Regions from separate parts of the Homo sapiens genome. Here region 2 is linked to region 1. A link is a contact called in ENCODE Hi-C or POLR2A ChIA-PET data. All regions are on one chromosome and are shown on one strand. The core of a region is the stretch at or near the end of the contact, and the rest is flanking DNA. Distances in the headings are between cores, read along the strand shown. Region 1 holds the start of SELENOK (selenoprotein K). Region 2 holds the start of DCAF1 (DDB1 and CUL4 associated factor 1).

Region 1 (7,376 bases), core at 1,409-3,908:
CACCATCCACCTCTAGAAGTTTTTCATCTTCTCCAGCTGAAACTCTATACCCATTAAACCCTGATTCCCATTACCTTCTCCGCCCAGCCCCTGGCAACCACCATTCTACTTTCTGTCCCGACAAATTTGACTACTCTAGGAACCTCATAAAAGAAGAATAATACAATTTCTATCCTTTAGTGACCAGCTTTTCACTTGGCATGTCTTCAAAGTTCATCCATGTTGCAGTATGTGTCAAAATCTCCTTCCTGAAGGTTGAATAATATATCCTTGTATGTATATACTACATTTTGTTTACCCACTCATATCTGTTGATGGACACTTGAGTTGCTTCCACCTTCTGACTACTGTGAATAATGCTGCTATCAACATGGGTGTAAAAATACCTCTTTATTCAAGTACTTTGAAGAAACAAATGGGACGGGTGAATATAAAGGAATGCTCACACCACTTCCATATTCCTAAACATGCTGAGTATTTCTTTTCATTTGCAAAGTCTCTTGCCTGTATAAAAAGATTGCGTATTCATACTCTTACAAGTCTTTGGAATCAGTTATTTTTATAAAATTCTTATAAAGAGTGTGTATGCTCTAAGTACTAAAGAGAATTTGGCTTGTTCTTCATTAAAATAACTACTGTTTTCTATAACAGCATACTCTTAATTCTAATAGACTCTAGCTTTATCTTAAGCAAAACTGGATCTATTTTTCAAACCACTTTAATAGAAGCTACAACATAAGTTGGTACACTATATTTCAGCCTTGCAAATCAAGATGTCAGAATATTTTCGGGGAAGAGTAACTGTCAACTACCTCTCCTTTCCATTATCCCAAGAGTTAACCCCACTCACCTCTACCCACTCCATGAGGGTTTACTTTTCCTCTTTTCTTGACCAGCTTAATTTCAGATACCCACTTGGATCTAAGCTCTCACTGTGCTACTGAGAGCAAGGGGCTACAAAAGTTTAGAGGGTGGGTGACAGGCTTAGTTCTCTGCCTCTTACTAGCTCTGCTTCGTTGGCTGATGTGACATTTTCTTTCTCCAACAAAAAGTATTCCAGGGCTAGCCATCACATAAGATTTTTGGAAAAAAAAAAGTCATCTGACAGCAAGAGAAAGATTTTGTCAAGTGCTGATAATACAGTCCTAAGAAGGTGGATCTAATTGGAACCTGTCATTTCTTCCTCTGTGATTCTATCTTGCTTTTCCACTTTCCCTTTCTTAAGGCAGAATGTCCCTTCCACCAATATCCCCAGAGAGAAGTAAGGTGTTTGAATGCAGTTGTGTTTCTCAACTTTTAAAGTACGATAAAGAGTCCTAATCGGCTACTTATGTGGACCAAATGAAATAATGCGAACACAGTAAGACACAACAAATACAAGGAATTATTCAATAATTCATACAGAAGCTTCCAGCCTTAAGCTTATATCACAAAGGCTATAAAACAGGCTATAAAACAGACTAAAGTCTGAAAGCGCCCAAAACTAAGATGAAATTTTGATGCTTTTCTGTAGTGTCCATCAATCTACTTGTTTCAAAGATTTTTAAGTGGGAGATGAGAAGGGGAGATTTTTAAAAGTCAAGAAATGCAAAAGTGCAGTCAGCCAGAAGGCTCCTCACTGACTACCTTACTCGTCTCTGGAGAAAAACAGATGACTCAAATAGAACCAAGACCTAGTTCCAATGATCCACAACTCCTTGTTAAGACTGTACCAAAGAATTTCACCTGAGTCAAACAGGTGGGCAGGCAGCTCTAGCACTGATCTGACACAGTCATGTCCTTCCTTTCCGGTCATCTTCTTTGTGGGTTCGCAGAATTAAGTCTCTCGGATTCTCCATTCCGGTAATAATTAACTTGCTCCTAGGGGAAGATAGTACTTCTTCCCATGCCCCTTGAAATTCGAGCAAAAAATTCCATGTTTGACTAGCTACCCTTTCCTGGGGAAAAAGCCTATGCAAAGCTTTCATCTAATTATCATCCTAGGTCGGCTCGGTCTTTTTACACGTTGTAGACAGAGGCAGCATAACAGATAACAAGGACGCTGACGTCAGCCTACCTGTGATCGAATCCCGACTCAGCCATTAAGTTACCTCTGTGACTTAAATAGCCCAGGCAAGCTATTTAATCTATCTGAGCCTCAGAGTTTCCACCCGTAAAACAGGATTGAATGTGACGATAAGCAAATAACTGAAACACTGTCCAGGGCACAAGCGCTACGTGTACAGCGTCGGCATCATTGTCCTTACTAGTTTTAAGGATACCGACACCCGAGAGAGGAAAGACCACCCTCGCAAATCCACAATCAAGCGCTTGCTGCACGAAGGCGGGGTTGCAGGGCTCCCAGTACTCAACGTGAGGCCGGCGGGACCTCGGCCCCCGACTGCCGGCTCAGAGACCATCGGCTGACGCGCCGCAAGCCGAGGCGACTTCGGTCCAGCTCCGCCCGGCCGCGGGGCGCTAAGCCCGGGGAAGCCGCACCGGGCTCAAGACTCAGCGAGCGACGATGAAAGGAACCTGGAGTCCGATCTTACAAGTCACCGGTCGAAGCCACAGCCCGCTCTCAACTTACCGTTCGAGATGTAAACCATCTTGTCCCACTTCCCCGCTTCGGAGCCACCGGGCGCCTGGCCCCTGTCGGTTTCTGTATCTCCCTCTGCTCCCCGCCCTTCGAGCGTCACAGGCCGCGATTAGACAAAATGCTGACGAGGACGAAGGTGGGCAGAGCCCATTGGCTGCTGAAAGAGACGCGCCCCCGACGGGCGTTTTTGCATCGTCACATCTGCGACTTCTGGTTAGGCGGAGGCGGCCGAGCTGACAACCGGATATGACGTTAAGGACTGCCCTGTAGTGCCCGCGGTTGCCAGTCCTCTATCCGACTTGATCGTGCAGAGTTGGTTCGCACCGCCCAGTGAGGGGAAGCTGTTTTCTCGTCGATTGATAGGCTCCGGGTCTGGGTAGGAGAGGCTGCCCTGTATGAGGTAGCTTGAAGGGCCGCTGACAGGAGGAAACGCTTCCGAATTTTCCAGACGTGTTGACGTTTGAGGGTGCTGACTACACGTTAAGGAACTTTATTGTCACGCCTTTGGGAATATACTGCCAGGCTCTTCCTAGATATATTCATTCTCTTTAAAATGAGCATGTCTACCTGGGTTCACCAGAAACTAAGTTTTTCTTAGCCTTTTGTGAGGCAACTGAAAAATAAATTGAACTGTAGGCCCTTTCTCTGCTTGTTTCTTATTGATGGCGACTGCTTATGACCACTTTGGTGACAGACGAATTAGAAGACATGTCTTGGACATTCAGTAAATGTGGACCACATACCATGGATATTTACTCTGCTACAGCCAGTGGGCTGCCTCTGTTCCTTGAACGTGGCCATTTCATTCCCTTCTCAAGGCCTCTGCACTTAGCTATTCTTTCAGCGTGGAGACCTAATGGCTGCTTCCTTTGACTTCCCGCCCCCAGTTCTCAAGCCATGTGTCATCTCTTTGGAAAGATTCCTAATCACCTTCCAGAAAATGAAAATTACATGCTGAAAATCTATTTTGAGTTTAACAACTTTGGTTAAGATTTTATGTTCTAATACTTAGAACTGACAAAGATCTAATTTTATGTTGATTTTGGAGAGAGCATTTTCCCCAGAAAAGTTCATAATAGGACAAGACAACATCCTTCACCTCATTTGGGATTTGTGCAGCACAATCATAAAGGATCATTTCTGCAAAAATATTAGGGCAGGGCCGTTAATTTTCCCAAGGGCCTTTCTTAATCTAGACCATGCCACCATCATCTCTCACCTGCTCTACGCTAGTTTCCTTCTAAATGAAATCTCAGGTTCAGTCTTTTACCATCCTTAGGCAGTTTTACAAACTGTAGCAAGATCGATCTTAAAACGGAGATCATCTCGTTCCCTTGCCTAAAACCTTTTGGACACTAAAATTTAGTGACTTCCTATTGCTCTTAAAATCCAGTTCCTTGTCATGGCCTGCAGGCCCAAGGTGACTTGTCCTCTTGATTGCTCCTCTCACTGTACTTCCAGCCACATCTCCCCACCCAGATTATGCTCTGGCAACATTGTTGTTTTAGTTTATGAACACCCCCACCCAGATTATGCTCTGGCAACATTGTTGTTTTAGTTTGTGAACACCCCGGGTTTTACTGATACCTCCAGGACTCTGCCCATACTTGTCCCTCTACCTGGAACCCTCTTCCTCGGACTCCTTGCACATCCAGCTCATTTTATCCTTTAGCCCTCTGCTTAGTTGTCACCACTTCTGGGTGCCCTTCCCTGGCCACTCATCTCCGTGTTTATTTTCTTCATAGTAATTCACATTGTGAAACTGTCTGATAATTGATTTGTCTCTTGTCTTCAAGAAAATATAAGACGTAAGAGGTCAGGAATCCTGTCTGCCTTATTGTCTTTTATATCTTCAAGGTCTGTCATAGTTCTTGGCAAGTAGTAGGTGCTCAGATATTTGTTGGTTGGTTGAATGAGATTTTTTTAGACAATTTTTTGACAATTGCTTAAAATCTCTCCAATTGCCAAAAGAGGAAAGAAACTAACATTGGGATCTCCTGAGTATCGGACATTGTGAGGCTATCTCTTCCTTTCCATTCCTTTATCTAGATCATTTTTGCCTGAGATTTAATGCAGTGATTTCCTAATGAGCTACCTCTAGTTTCTCCGTACTCCATTTCATGCTATCTTCACCTGTTAGTTTAATCCAATCTTGCCTCTCCCATTCACAGACCTTCCGTTTCTTCCCACCACCTGACAAACATAATTCAGCCTCCCTGGTCTGGCATTAAGGGCTTTCCTGATACATCTTAGATTTTGCTCTCTGATTTCTACTTCCCTAGTAGACCCTTTGTTTTCCTGCCTTGTTGCCTCTGCTCATGTGTTTCCTCTTGAAAGGAACTTTCTCCACCTGCTAAAATCTAATCAATCCTTCAAGGCAAGGCATGTTCCTCTCGAATAACAAAGGTGAAAGGACTTTGAAAATTGAAAAAAATTATATAGTTAGTTACAATTATAGTTAGTTACAATTATATAGTTAGTGGTAGAGGACAAAGATAGCATTTCCCCTCTTTCCCTAACCTTTAATGTCTGAAACTAAGCATTAGCCACTAGCCACATGTAGCTGTTGAATATTTGAAATGTGGCTAGTCTGAATTGAAATGTACTGTACAAAATACCAGATCACAAAGATTTAGAATGAAATGAAGACTGTAAAATATCTTGTTTTTAATATTGATATGTTGAAATGATATTTTGGAGATTAAAGAACATATGTTACTAAAAGTAATTTTATTTGTTAATTTCATTTATTTTTATGTGACTACTAGAAAATTTAAAATTACATACTTGGCTCACATACATGGTTTACATTACATTTCTGTTGGATACTGCTTGTCTAGAATGAAGACATTGGCCTGGCAAAGAAGAGGTATTCAATAAATACTTGTTGAGTGAATGAAAGAATTGGTAGTTTTAATAATGGATAATATGTATACAGGGTTACTATGTGTCAGGCACTGTTCTAAACACTTTCCATTTATTCATTTAATCCTCATAACAACGACGATAATAATAGCTAACATTTGTATAGTGCTTACCCTGTGCCAGGGAACGTTCTGATTGCTTTTCATGTATTCATTCATTTAAACTTCAACCCTACTGAGTTCTGTTATTCCCATTTTACAGATGAGGAAACTGAGAGAGAGCTCAAGTGTCTTGCCCAAGATCACACAGTTAATAAGAAGCAGAATTGAGGTTAAGATCAAGAGCCAGGCTCTATAGTTTGTGCTCTTAACCCCTGTGCTATGCTGCATCTCCACACATAACAGAAGTATTGAAATAGTGTACAATCCACCACGGTATTTGTAGTATAGAATGAGAGGTGATTTCTGGAGACTGTTTGACTGTATCTCAGCTTTCTCAAAGTTGCAAAATAGCTGCCCAGTTTTTCTTTTCTAGATTCCCCAGCAAAATTCCCTGAGCATCTCTAAGTGGATGACCTTCATATCTCTGCACTAAACCCTTGGCCAGTGGGATGGGCCATTCTGAATGACAGCTACCTCTGGAGCTGGAGCTTGACTCAATCCCACTTAAGCTAGAGGGCTTGAGAGTTGGAGAGGGGTGGTGGTTACCACGAGATAATGAAGGAACACTGGGTTACATAGAAACAATAAGATGTCCTCAATATTACTGTTAGGAAACATGAAAACAGATGGCATTTATATTCTTTATTGACCTTTTATGTGTTTGTTCTTAGAGTTATTGCCTTTGCATTCTTTATTTCATCTGGACTCAGAATCCTTAACTCTTTAATTGCCTCATTTTTCTACCTTATACTCTTTATTGTTGCTATTCACAGCAACTTTTTCTTTTTAATTTTCAATTTTTGTAAAACTGTGTAGCCAGACTGGACCTGCTGTGCAAATCAGCAATTTTTGAACCAGTAATCACCTCATCACTTCAGCTGAAGTGATGGTTGTACAACTCTACAAGTCACTTTCTTAAACTACCTGAACTTATTTTCTGTATCAAAATGAGAAAATGTTTATAAAAATTCACATTGCAGTCATCCTTGGAGAATTTGATTGGCTTAAAAGTTTAAAAATTTCCTCTGTAGTCTCTAAAGTATTTCACTGAGTTAATTACATTATCAGTTTCACTAGTGAGCCTGTATGATTATATATATATATATGTATATGTACACACACACACACACACACACACACACACACACACACACACACATAGCCTATTTTTAAATGAATAAGGAATATCTAGACTCAACCTGTGGTTCTATTACAGGATGAAAAATACTATTCCAATGATAATTTCTTACTTTTTAACTCATAATCCATTTTTGGCAACCCTGGTAACTGTAATGTAAACCATTATAGTGGTAGATGGAATGGAATACTGGTCCAGAATTTTAAAGTTAAACCATCAGAGATTTAGGTGTTAGTTGCCTTCTAGGGGCATTGACTGATCACTAAAAGCAAATTTTTAATATTTTTAGAATTGTATTCCATAGTACCAAAATATGTGTTACTTTCTAAGCCCTATCTTTAGATTCCTAAATATGGAGTATACAAAGTATAACAGTATGTGCATTTTATTATTATAGATCTCAAGATAACATCAGCCTTTAGATTTTGAAAAAATAGAGTATAGATATGTGCCATGTGACATTAAGGAATGTGTAATTTATTATTCTTATTCACTAACTGGTTTGGTGCATATTATTGATGATTCTTGAATCTTCCTTTGTTTGAATGTGGTACCTGTACATAATATTAAAATCAAAAGATGCAAAGGGATATCCCATGAAGAGCAAGTCTCCTTTCTTCTCCTGTAACCCAGG
Region 2 (6,476 bases), core at 919-3,418, 2.4 Mb before region 1:
GAGACCATCATGGCTAACACGGTGAAACCCTGTGTCTACTAAAAATACAAAAAATTAGCCGGGCGTGGTGGCAGGCACCAGTAATCCTAGCTACTTGGGAGGCTGAGGCACGAGAATGGCGTGAACCTGGGAGGCGGAGCTTGCAGTGAGCTGAGATCGCGCCACTGCACTCCAGCCTGGGCAACACAGTGAGACTCTGTCTCAAAAAAAAAAAAAAAAAAAAAAAAAAAAAAAAGCCAGCGCAGTGGCTTACATCTGTAATCCCAGCACTTTGGGAGGCCGAGGTGGGCAGATCACGAGGACAAGAGCTTGAGACCAGCCTGGCCAATATGCTGAAACCCCATCTCTACTATAAATACAAAAATTATCCGGGCGTGGTGGCGCGTGCCTGTAGTCCCAGCTACTCCGGAGGCTGAGGCAGGAGAATCACTTGAACCTGGGAGGCGGAGGTTGCAGTGAGACAAGATCGCGCCACTGCACTCTAGCTGGGGCAACAGAATGAGACGCTGTCTCAAAAAAAAAGAAAAAAGAAAAAAAAAAAAAAAAGAGTTATCACACCACTGCACTCCAGCCTAGGCTACAGGGCAAGATCCTGTATCTAAAAAAACAGGCCAGGTGTAGTGGCTCATGTCTGTAATTCCAACACTTCGGGAGGCTGACCAGGGAGGATCACTTGAGTTCAAAACCAGCCTGGGCAACATACTGAGACCACTGTCTCTATAAAAAATAAATGAATAAAAATAAAAAATTTTAAAACTGTATAATAGGCAGAACAGTAAAACACTGTACTCAGCAACTACGCAAGAGATACTAAGTACAAAATGATTTCCCTACATTCCCCAAATTCTCTATTATCTCTTTAACATCCAAAAATATATACCCACTCAAAAATGGGTAATGAATAAATGTTATATAGAAAACCCAAATGGTCACATCATTAAGAAAAATACTAAATAGATCCTAAAATCTAAATATACACATTTACATAAACATTAAAGGTAAACTCCAGTAAGCTGGAAAAAGAAAATGCAGGATGATATTACCAATTAACCTCTCATTCTGTACATTAACGATGCATTTTGAACAGGAAGATGCTACTAATATAAAAAATTAAGACATGTAAACTAATTAAAAGGCTTCATCAAAAAAACAGGGTAAGGAAAAACCAAGACCAACATGACATGGCCAAGGACGAGTCATTTGTGACTCAAAAATAGCTAAATACAAACACTCCAAAACTATTTCCTCAACAAATGGAAAACCAGAGCGCTGCCACCGCAGTAAGAGGAAACCAGACAGAAAACCGTCTAAGAAGTGAAGTTGTTAAGCAAACGCTTCTGACACCCCAGTTGAAAACTACTATAACCCCCGGAAATAGACTCCAGGGAAGCTTCGCGGGCACTCTGAGGTTTGACTCCAGGCTGCGGGACCCGCACACCTCTCTTTCCAACCCTTCCCTCTTTCATGGGGATGGGAGGAGCGCCCGGAAAGCTCCGCCCCCGTCGCACGGTCCAAGAGGCAGGCGGGTGCAGGGAGAGGTGGCACGAGGCCGAGAGACGGGAGAGCCCGCCCAGGTGACTGGAGCTGGAGGCGGAGACACAGTCCGGGAAGGGGCCCGCCGTATAGTACGGAAGATGGAGCCCCGCAAGCCCGTACGGAACAGAGACTAGGAGGATTGGAAGGAAAAAGAAAACAAGGGAAATGAAATGCGCCCCTCCTCCAGGTAGGGGCGGACACACCCCGCCCCCCCACTCCGGGCGGAAGAGTTACTCTCGGGAAGCTTCTCGTGGGGAGTGGAGGAAGAACGTGGAGGCCCCGCCCCCAGGACAAGAATCAGGAGGAGGAAAAGTCCTGTCAGGCCCCGGGCCCAGCCTCCCGGCAGACCGGCCCGCCCCCTCCTCGCCGGCGGCCCAAGCAGGTGCCGCCCCTCCCCCAAGCCCGGCGCCCACTCTGCCGCCCGGCCAGCCGCGCGACCTGCTTCCTCGCGCCCCTCCCGTAGAGTCGCCTCCCTCCATTTCCCACTCACCGTCCGAGGCGGCTCCGCCGCTGCCCCCCCCCGACCCCGCCAGTGGCCACAGTTCACACACACACAGCCTCAGGTCCCGCACTCACTCTCCACTCACACACACACACAGCGCGACCACGGCTCCACAGCGGCCCACATATTATGCGTCACTCGCGCGCTACGTGCACCGCGCGCGCGCGCTCGCGCCTACTTGGCGCGAGGACCGCGAGCAAGGGGCGGGAAGAGAACGCCTGCACGATCGGGGAAAAAAAAAAAAAAAAAAAAAAAAAAAAAAAAAAAATCGAAGAGCCCCGGGGACGCCTGGGAAATGAAGTTCCGCGTCTAGGGGCGGGCCCACCAGTCCCAATTGACGCATGAGCTCTTCGCCTGGCGCATTGACTTCTGGATTTGTAGTTTTTTTGGATAAATGCGAACTGCTGAGTACTCATTGGCTGCTTCGGAAGGCGGAAGTGAAAAGTGAGGGAGCCAATCCTTCTAAGACAGTACTGTAATCGCCTGATACTTTTTCAGTGTCTTGTTCTGACCTGTGTGCGCAAAGAGCCTCTGTTTTATTTGGCCATTTGCCTTATCTTACCTAGAACATACCGTGATCTAAGAAAATATTTCTCATAAACATATCAGAAATCACAGCACTCATTAAATCAGAAGGCACTGGTTGTTTTTTGTTTGTTTTGTTTTGTTTTTTTGAGACAGAGTCTCGCTCTGTTGCCCAGGCTGGAGTGCAGTGACGATCTCAGCTCACTATGACCTCCGCCTCCCGGGCTCAAACAGTCCTCCCACCTCAGCCTCCAGCTGAGACTACAGGCGCATGCCACCACACCCAGCCAATTTTTGTTTCTGTTTTGTATGTGCGTGTTTGGTAGAGACATGGTTTTGCCGTGTTGGCCAGGCTGTTCTCGAACTCCTGGGCTGAGTTCTCCCAGCCTCTTTTTTCTCTGTCTTTTTTTTTTTTTTTTTTTGACAGGGTCTCGCTCTGTCATCCACGCTGGAGTGCAGTGGCGCGATCACAGCTCACTACAGCCTCAATCAACCTCCTGGGCTCAAGCTATCTTCTCACCTCAGCCTCCCAAGTAGCCGGGGCTACAGGTGTGCACCACCACACCCGGCTAATTTTTAAAAATTTTTGTAGAGACGAAGTCCCACTGTGTTGTCCAGGTTGGTCTTGAATTTCTAGGCTCAAACGATTCTCCTGCCTCGGCCCCCCGAAGTGTTGGGATTACAGGCATGAGCCACTGCACCCAGCCTCTGTCTTTTTGTTCAAGACCTAGCCTGTAAGAATCAATAGATACTTATTGCCAGGTTATTATACGTGAGGCAGAGAAGTGAAAAATCAAAAGCTCATAGATTAAGGCAGGACTGACCTCACAGGTCACTTAATTCAATTTCTTCATGTTGTTGGGAAAAATGAGGCCCAGAGGGAGTGAGCGACTTGCCCAGCATCACACAACCAATTAACAGCAGAACCAGAGGACTCCTTACTCTGACCAGCAGTCCCTCTTGTGGGGCATAGAAGATAAACATGACCCACAGTTGAGCAGAATCTCGACCTGACAAGATCCTACCCAGCGTTCAAGGCCTTATGCAGCTCATTATCTCTCCGGGAATGCTGAGCAAGTCTCCGTGCATCTCCATGAGTCTTCACGGCAATACTGTCACATGAATACAAGACACAGCAAGCCTGCTGCTATGCTCAGGCTCGACAGCTAGTAAGGATCCTGAATCCTGGGTCCCTTGGTTTCATTCCCCACTAGATCCCATTTCCCTCTTTCCAGAAAAGGGACCATCCTCCTTCTCTTAAATGTGTAACTTGGAGCTACTGCTCCAAGCAGAGATTCTCTAATATGTGCTGGGAGCGCCACAGACATGTCACCTTTCTTCACTTCTTTCTCCTGCCACAACACACAGGTCCCTTCTCTGTGCTTCTGGAACTCTACCTCTGTCAGTAATGGCCAGTACCATTTCTTTCAACTTCAGAGCATGCTGGGCCCTGAGCCAAGTGTTCCAGCCACACTCTCTCATTTAACCCTCACTACCCTGCCACACACACAGGGAAGATATGGTTAATCACCTTTACAGATGAGAAATCTGGACCCAGAGAGGTAGAACAAGGAATGGAACCCACATGCCATTCCTCCAGCACTCCTTCAGGTGACTTTCCTGCCATGCCTCCCTGGGCCATGAACCTAAAATGTATGAGGATGGGACATTTAAGCCTTGGATATCTCCCCTCTGACTATGGTCTAGCCGGCCCAGTGGTGACTTCTCCGCTGGCTGGGGTCCTAAGAGGCAGAGCCCTTAGGGGAGCTCAAGGCTTAGCTCACGCGCTCCTGGCACTGCCTCAGTCTGCCACCAGATGGCACTGCTTCATTTCAGAAACCCAACCTGGTCAGAGCACTGTGGCTCATGCCTGTAATCCCAGCACTTTGAGGGGCTGAGAATCTCTTGATCCCAGGAGTTCAAGACCAACCTGGGCAACATAGAGAGACACCCCCACCCTCACCCTTGCTCCACTGTCTCTACAAAATATCTTAAAAATTTGCCGGACGTGGTGGTGCATGCCTGTAGTCCCAGCTATTTATGAGGCTGAGGTGGGAGGATTGCTTGAGCTTGGGAGGTTGAGGCTACAGTGAGCTGTCATTGTGCCACTGCACTCCAGCCTGGGTGACAGAGAGAGACTCTGTCTCAAAAAAAAATTTTTTTTTAATTTTTTTAAAAAACAAACCCAGCCTGGGGCCCTGGGTTGGTGATGGGAGCAAGAAGCATTAAGAAGGGGCTTTGGAGAAGCCAGGGCCTAGGAGGCAGGGGAAGCAGGGGAGGAGACAAACAAGGCCTCTCCAGCAGCCACGCCCTCAGGAATCTGCACTCTTAACTCCTGCAGCCTCCTCTACCCCTGCCAACACCTCCCCCTCCCCAACATGCACATAGCCACACACCTGCAGACACCTTCAAACACCTCCTTCCCACTTCTGGGAAAAAGAAGAGGGAGCACCCAGGCTTTCCCAACTGCACACGCATTCCAAGTGTGCTTGGTGGCATATTTCACAGATACCCACATGTGCCAGATATACAAGCATGCACACTGTGCATTAGGCACCCAGTCCTCACAACAAATACTTTCACATCTAAGCATATGCACACACAAAGCTACAGACAATCCAGGCCCACACACCTGGCTTGGTTGTGGCACATGGGTCCTGCACCATTGGGAGGAGATTTATTGACCTCTTTGGTAGGACATCTCTGGACTCCGTCTCACCTTGCTCTGCCTGTTCCACCCCCTGCTCCATGGTGTGCCCAAGAAAGAGGAAGCCCCATCTGAAAGAGTGAGGAGTGCTTTGGGGGCTGCCCAGCAGCAGAGAAAAGGTAAGAAGAGCCCAGCCCTGGCCCCAGGACCAAGGCCTACAGATTAGCATGCTCTACCTACTCCCACCTCCAAGCACACCCACTCCCTGGGTAGGAAGATGGACAGCACCAAGTCCTCTAGGCTTCAAGCTTCTCCTTCATTCTCCTCCTTCTCCCGCTCCCATCCTTCTATGAGCTTTTCACTCCCAGCACCTCCTTCTAGGCTTACCCAGGTGCTCCCACAAGCCCATCCTCACCCTGGTGCCACCCCACAACTCCTGCGCTTCCTCCAGCAATTCCCTTCCCTGGGGCTGGGAAGTGAGGTCAGCTGTCCCATATCCACCCCTGCTCTCCTGTTGGCTAGACAAGACTGCTACTGCAAGTGTCCAGCAGTGTCGCAGGAGCCACCAATTAGAGGCTTAAGGCTACCAGGCTTTGGGAACACCAGCCTGGACAAAGAGGAAATCCCAATCATTCACTGGGTACCCTACTCCTGCCTGGTGGCCCCTGTACCCCACCCCCAGAAAATGAGGAGAGGGAACGCCACATCATTTCCCAAAGGGTGTGTAATTATGTCTGATTACATCCACATCCACTACTCTCACTTTACAGAGAAAGAAACAAATTCCACAAAGTCAACAACTTAAGTGCCCACATCGATCAGTGGGCACAGATAAAGAGGAGATAAAAAAGCAAGCATACCTAGCCTCTTTTGCCTCAGGTTCCTGGGGTTGGAAATCCTTCCAGGAGGAAGAGTGGAGTCAACATTGGGGAGAGAGTCTGTATTGGCCTTGGCTCCAAGCTCTCAGAAGCCCCTGAACATTTTTTTTTTTTTTTTTTTGAGATGGAGTCTGGCTCTGTCGCCCAGGCTGGAGTGCAGTGGCACAATCTCAGCTCACCGCAAGCTCCGCCTCCTGGTTCAGGCCATTCTCCTTCCTCAGCATCCTGAGTAGCTGGGACTACAGGCGCCCGCCACCACGCCTGGCTAATTTTTTATATTTTTAGTAAAGACGGGGTTTCACTGTGTTAACCAGGATGGTCTCGATCTCCTGACCCCGTGATCCGCCCGCCTCTGCCTCCCAAAATGCTGGGATTACAGGCGTGAGCC

What was found. Hi-C counts contacts between places; a loop is a spot of excess contacts on that map. ChIA-PET counts read pairs that join two places held with the same protein, here RNA polymerase II (POLR2A). Pooled maps may share reads with other maps.
Region 2: a pooled map shows a loop between it and region 1 (24-fold over the local background). The contact joins the promoter of DCAF1 here to the promoter of SELENOK in region 1. A Hi-C loop is called at or near these places in 14 of 50 pooled maps. POLR2A ChIA-PET finds 5 or more read pairs at or near these places in 2 of 52 experiments (B cell and HepG2).

What each region holds. Positions count from the first base shown.
Region 1 is chr3:53,889,201-53,896,576 of GRCh38, forward strand. It overlaps SELENOK (selenoprotein K), which reads right to left and starts at 2,659. Exons shown (of 5, transcript NM_021237.5): 1 at 2,570-2,659. The coding sequence starts at 2,588. RefSeq lists enhancers at 1,847-2,747, 2,638-2,937.
Region 2 is chr3:51,497,847-51,504,322 of GRCh38, forward strand. It overlaps DCAF1 (DDB1 and CUL4 associated factor 1), which reads right to left and starts at 2,169. Exons shown (of 25, transcript NM_001387579.1): 1 at 2,027-2,169. RefSeq lists an enhancer at 1,619-1,718 and silencers at 1,829-2,058, 4,311-4,410.